Regions from separate parts of the Homo sapiens genome. Here region 2 is linked to region 1. Evidence: read pairs that join two places in POLR2A ChIA-PET (ENCODE). Cell type or tissue: HepG2. All regions are shown on one strand. Each heading gives the region's core, and the rest is flanking DNA. Links, peaks and the distances in the headings are about the cores only.

Region 1 (2,900 bases), core at 255-2,754:
GAATCAGGGTCCTGTCTCCTTAAGGGTTGGGTGGAGGACAGTGCCTCGCCTCCCTTCAAGACTGGCAGCCCCTGCTGTCTGGCCCGCCCTCCCAGTCTGGGCAGTGGCCTCTGTCCTTCCTCTCTCGCCCCTCTTCATGGAATGAGCTTGGAGTCGTGGGCAAACAGGCCCTGGGGTAGGGGAGTCAGGCCTCACCTCTGGGTGTGGTGAGGCCTGGTCAGGCAGACCGTTCTAGGATCCTGGGGTCTGGGCACTACTCACCAAGGGGCCAGGCGGGGGAGTAGGGGTGCCTGGGGGAGGCAGGTTGCACGCAAGGCATGCTGGGCCCCCTCGGCGGGTGGGTGGGGGGAACAAAGCTGGCATCGAGGCCTCAGCTAAAATTAGCCGCTTCCCTGCGCGGGAGCGAGCATGCCTGCCAGCCGCCCAGATCGCCGCTGCCTCGGCAGGCCATCTGTCGCCACGCTTTACTCAGTCCCCCAGGGCCCCCCAGCTCCAGCCACCCCCAGGGGCTAGGGGGACTCTGCTCTGAGGCTGTCCGTGGCCAGGACTCTAGGCTCTTGTGCTGTCGTGCTGTGTGACCTCAGGCTAGGCCTTTCCCTCTCTGGGCTCCTGTAAAACGAGGGGCCCTAGACACTGACATCTCAGGTCCTCTAGTCCTTCCAAGCACCAGGTGCTGCTGCTGGTCATGATGGGGTGGGAGGTGGGGTGCCTCCCTCCCCTTAGAGCCACTCCTCTTGTCCAAGCTTTGGGCCAAGTGGGGTTTAGGGTAAAGGTAGGGCATGGTGGACTCCTATCAGATTCATTGGTCTTCATCGGGCGGCAGGGAGGCACTGCATCCAACAACACCCCAACATCTCCCCTGTCCCCCTCCACACTTGACCTCCAAGCAGTCTTAAAGAAACAGCTCCAGGTGGGGAGCCAGGAGATGGAGGCTGAGTTCAGCTGATCCTAATTTGCTCTGTGGCTTGGGCAAGTCTCTTAGTCTATTTCTCCCTCTCTTCAATCAGAAGCTTCCCATTTCTTGAGGAGCGGCCCACTTTATGCTACCTTGTCTCATGAGGCTGGCACTCTTGTCCCTTTTGTACAGATGAGGAAGATGAGGTTCCTTGTGAGGAAGCAGGGGAGCAGGGGAGGCGGGCTGGAGCCCTCTGTGGCCTGAAGTTCTGCCTGCTGGTCTCCAGCTTCAGCTTCTTCTTTCTGACCCTGGCACTTCTCTCACTGCGGCCCCTTCCCCCCTCCCCGAAGCCAAAGAGGCTGAGCTGCTGCTCCAAGGTCACCCAGCTTGGCCCTGGAGGAGCTCAGACTGGAACCCAGGCCTCTTGGCTCTTGGCCTCCCTCACCACTATGGCCAGCAGGCTGGGCCTGTTCCCTGGGTGAGTCATGTTCCTGGACTTTGGCCTCCTTGTCCCCAGCTCTGTGGCCTGAAGTTTGGAGAGGGGGCCTTTGTAAGGAAGAAGGGCTCCCCTGGAAGCTATGGGGGTCTCAAGCCATTATCCCATACTCTTCCCACTGAGCACATGGTGATAGCAACCCCTAACCGCCCTACTCCCCACTGATCTCTAAGCAGTCTCATAGTAACAGCGCCTCAGGACAGCCCTCCCTCCACCACTCATTCAGCCCCCTCCCTAGATACACAACTACAGTGAATAAGAAATGGAGTGGAGTGAGGGCTGGGGGAGGTGGCATTTCCAGGTAGTCAGTGTGTCCAGGCAGCTTCCTCCCCAGCACTCCTCTCCCCCAGCACCCGCCACTGGGCGGGAAGCCACAGCACCTCCCCTCCTGGTGTCCAGAGGCCAAGGTCACACCAGAGCCCTGTGTGCCTTCACCTCCTCTGGGGCCAGTGGTGTTTGTCACTGGGGCAATGTGTGGCTGTGCCCGGCTCTGGCAGTGCTGGGGTGACATTCATGCCGTGTGAGCTGTGACGCCTCTGCAGGCAGAGGGACGGCACCACCCAGGCTGGTGACAGTGATGGGGGAGGGGTGAGGTGGGCTGTCACCTGTCCAAGGCAGCCGGGGAGGTGACATGTTGTGTACCCATCCCACAGTCTGCAGGGAGGATTCCCAGGCAGGGGCGAGGTTATGTCCCTGCCTCATGCTGTGTGGTGGGTGGAGGGGTCCATGCCTTCCTCACACCTGGAAGATGGGACTTGTCCCACGTGTGTGTGTGTGTGTGTGTGTGTCTTGGTCAGCTGTGTGACAGGTTCTGTGTGTGTGTGCATGTGTGTGTGTCTTGGTCAACTATGTGACAGGTTCTTTGTGTGGGTGTGTGCATGCATGCGTGCGTGTGTGTGTGTCTTGGTCAGCTGTGTGACAGGTTCTGTGTGTGTGTGCATGTGTGTGTGTCTTGGTCAACTATGTGACAGGTTCTTTGTGTGGGTGTGTGCATGCATGCGTGCGTGCGTGTGTGTGTGTCTTGGTCAGCTGTGTAACAGGTTCTCTGTGCATTAGTGGGTGTGGGGGTGCCTGGTTGCGTGTCAGTTATGCCACTGTGAGGGGTAACAGACGCCTGCCCCATGCTGTCGAGGGTGTGTCAGGTGTGCCCATCTCATGTTTGGAGGAAGCGACAGGTTATGTGCTTAGTTCATCCCGTTAGGAGGGTTGTCACCAACTTGTGCGCCTGTCTCTGGCTGTTGTGTGTGTGAGATGTCACCATGTGCCCGTCGCAGGCTGTTGTGGGGAGTGGCATGTGTGATTCTCTCATGCTGTTGGGAAGTTGTCAGTAACTTGGGAGCTCGTGTCTCACTCTAAAGAGACGACATGTTTTCTGGTGATACGGGGCTGGCAGCTGGTGGGGCCTTCCCATGCAGACCACAGAGCCCCAAAGGGCTGGCCAGAGGAAATGCTTAGGGCCCTGAGCAGAGGGACAAGTGGGAGCTGGGGGGTGCTCAGTCCCGCATGATC
Region 2 (2,900 bases), core at 219-2,718, 58 kb before region 1:
TGTGTGTCCTAAGCTGTGGAGACCAAATCAGAAATTCCTTGGACCCCAAAGGCCTTTGGGAACCAGAGCACTAAAGGAGTGGGGAGGTGCAGCACCTGGCTGGGGAACAGGAATTTGGGGTGCAGCCCCCTTGGTGCTTCTGCCCCATGCCCTACCCTGCTGAGTAGCCCTGACTCTGCAGGGATTGGGGTGACCCTGTTCATTGCCCTGTATGACTATGAGGCTCGAACTGAGGATGACCTCACCTTCACCAAGGGCGAGAAGTTCCACATCCTGAACAATACGTAAGTGACCAGGCCACCTAGTCAGAACATTGCCTGGGCTGGGAGCAGGACACAGACAGGAATCCCACCTGGTCCCTAGCCTCAGAATGCTCCAGCCTAGTTGGGAACACATATACATAACAATAAAAACCCTGGGTGACTGCAACTGTGTGCTGGTTGAGGGGGGTGGTGTTGGGCCACTGCACCCGGCCTGGAGGAGATGATTTTTAAGCTGAGGCTATAAAAATGAAATAGACGGCCGGGTGCAGTGGCTCATGCCTGTAATCCCAGCACTTTGGGAGGCCAAGGCGGGTGGATCACCTGAGGTCAGGAGTTCGAGACCAGCCTGGCCAACATGGTGAAACCCTGTCTCTATTAAAAATACAAAAATTAGCAGGGCATGGTGGCGCATGCCTGTAATCCCAGCTACTTGAGAGGCTGAGGCAGAAGAATCACTTGAACCCGGGAGGCAGAGGTTGCAGTGAGCTGAGATTGCACCACTGCACTCCAGCCTAGGCAACAGAGGGAGACTCCATTTCAAAAAAATAAATAAATAATTAAAAAATAAAAAATAAAAATGAATAGACAGTGAAGGAAGAGGTAAGAAAAGAGGAAGAGAGTGAGAGAGAATGAGAATAAATGATGACTTCTGGAAACCACAAAGTGGTTCACCTTAGGTGGTTCATAAAATATGGGATGCAGAATGGGAGAGAACAGAGGCTAGAGAGGTAGGCAGAGGCAGATTCTGCCAGGCTTTTTTTTTTTTTTTTTTTTGAGTTGGAGTCTCGCTCTGTCTCCCGGGCTGGAGTGCAGTGGTGCAATCTTGGCTCACTGTAACCCCCGCCTCCTGGGTTCCAGTGATCCTGGGACTACAGGCAAGAGCCACCAAGCCTGGCTAATTTTTTGTATTTTCAGTAAAGATAGGGTTTCACCATGTTGGCCAGGATGGTCTCGAACTCCTGACCTCAGGAGATCTGCCTGCCTGGGCCTCCCAAACTGCTGGAATTACAGGCATGAGCCACCACACCTGGTCTCTGTCAGGCTTTTTAAGCCACATTGAGAAGTCTAGATTTTATCCAGAAGGAAATCAGTAGCCATTTTCTGTGGGGAAGTGACCTAGTCAGCTGTCCTCTGAATTCCCAATCCCCAGCCCAACCCAGCTGGGGAGCCCAAGGAAGAAGCTAAGAGCCCTAAGTGCCCCCGAGCTTATTCCTTCTGCAGGGACAAGCCCTCCCAGGGAAGCTGCAGTGGCTGGGGCAGAGCGGACAAAAGCCCCAGTGGTGGGGGGTGTCCAAGATGAGGGTTTGGCAGGATTCATCTCTGCAGACCTGTGTGGCTCCACCTGGCCTCAGGGTGCCTTGGGGGCTGGAGGTGCTGCTGACCATGCCCTGTTCTGTGCCTACAGTGAAGGTGACTGGTGGGAGGCTCGGTCTCTCAGCTCCGGAAAAACTGGCTGCATTCCCAGCAACTACGTGGCCCCTGTTGACTCAATCCAAGCTGAAGAGTAAGTAGGGATTGGGGCAAGACCAGCCCTATGGACAGGACCCTGGAGTCCAGACTCCAAGGCCACCTCTTGGACAAGTCATTGCTCCAGTCCGAGCCTGTCTCCTTATCTAATAATTTTGTAAGGTCATTGTGAGAACAAAAGAAGATTGTACTGATAATAATAATAGTAGATAATAGAGCATGTACTATGTTCTGGGCACTATTCAAAGTACTGTCTGTGTATTAACGGGGTTAGAAATTACTACTATCCTATTTCACAAATGAGGAAGTTGAGGCACAGAGAAAGTAAATATCCTGTGCAAGTTCACATGGCTAGTGAGTGGTGGAGCTGATGTATGAACCCAGATAGTTGGGCTGCATTTGCTAAGCATTACACATATTGCCTCCCAGTAAAAACAACAGTGTATGAGCTTTAAAAAATTGTAAAGTGCTGAAAAAGTGCAAGGGAGCATTACTAGGAATTAATTCTATTAAGGAGGCAAGAATTTTTCTTTTTCTTTTTCTTTTTGTTTTTCTTTTCTTTTCTTTCTTTCTTTCTTTTTTTTTTTTTTTTTTTTTTTTTTTTGAGACAGGGTCCTACTCTGTTGCCTAGGCTAGAGTGTAGTGTAGTGGCACAATCTCGGCTCACCGCAGCTTTGACCTCCCTGGCTCAGATGATTCTTTCACCATGCCTGGCTAATATTTTTTTTTTTAAGTAGAGATGGTGTTTCGCCATATTGCCCAGGCTGGTCTTGAACTCCTGAGCTCAAGCCATCCGCCCATCTTGGCCTCCCAAAGTTCAGGGATTACAGCCATGAGCCACCGAGACCTGGCCCAAGAGGCAGGAATTTATCATTCATTGAATACCTTTATATACTTGAGCAAGTATACTACAGCAAGTATTTATCTCCTTGGTTCACTTAATTCTCACAATAACACCGTTATATTATTAGTTTTTTAAGAGACAGGGGCGTGCTCTGATGCCCAGGCTGGGGTACAGTGACATGATTTTAGCTTACTACAGCCTCAAACTCCTGAGCTCAAGTGATCCTCCCACCTCAGCCTCCTGAGTAGCTGATACTACCGGTGTGTGCCACCATGCCTGGCTAATTTTTGTATATTTTTTTATAGAAGCAGAATCTTGCTATGTTG

The links. ChIA-PET counts read pairs that join two places held together with the same protein. Peaks named below come from ENCODE experiments on the same cell type or tissue, not always from the same donor. Only the 100,000 strongest peaks of a DNase experiment are listed, where the experiment ranks them.
Region 2: POLR2A ChIA-PET joins it to region 1 with 6 read pairs; 9 of 35 experiments call an interaction of 5 or more read pairs at or near these places.

The regions. Positions count from the first base shown.
Region 1 is chr1:27,562,624-27,565,523 of GRCh38, reverse strand. All of the region lies in intron 3 of AHDC1 (AT-hook DNA binding motif containing 1), which reads left to right. Among named protein-coding and RNA genes, the nearest start is that of AHDC1, 40 kb to the left of the region's middle. RefSeq lists an enhancer at 1,923-2,650. In HepG2, for the core only: no CTCF peak of the experiment used is centred there; DNase peaks (open chromatin) are centred at 1,383 and 1,763.
Region 2 is chr1:27,620,426-27,623,325 of GRCh38, reverse strand. It overlaps FGR (FGR proto-oncogene, Src family tyrosine kinase), which reads left to right. Exons shown (of 13, transcript NM_005248.3): 4 at 182-284; 5 at 1,669-1,767. Among named protein-coding and RNA genes, the nearest start is that of FGR, 13 kb to the left of the region's middle. RefSeq lists an enhancer at 231-440. In HepG2, for the core only: no CTCF peak of the experiment used is centred there; a DNase peak (open chromatin) is centred at 1,765; H3K27me3 peaks cover 156 bases.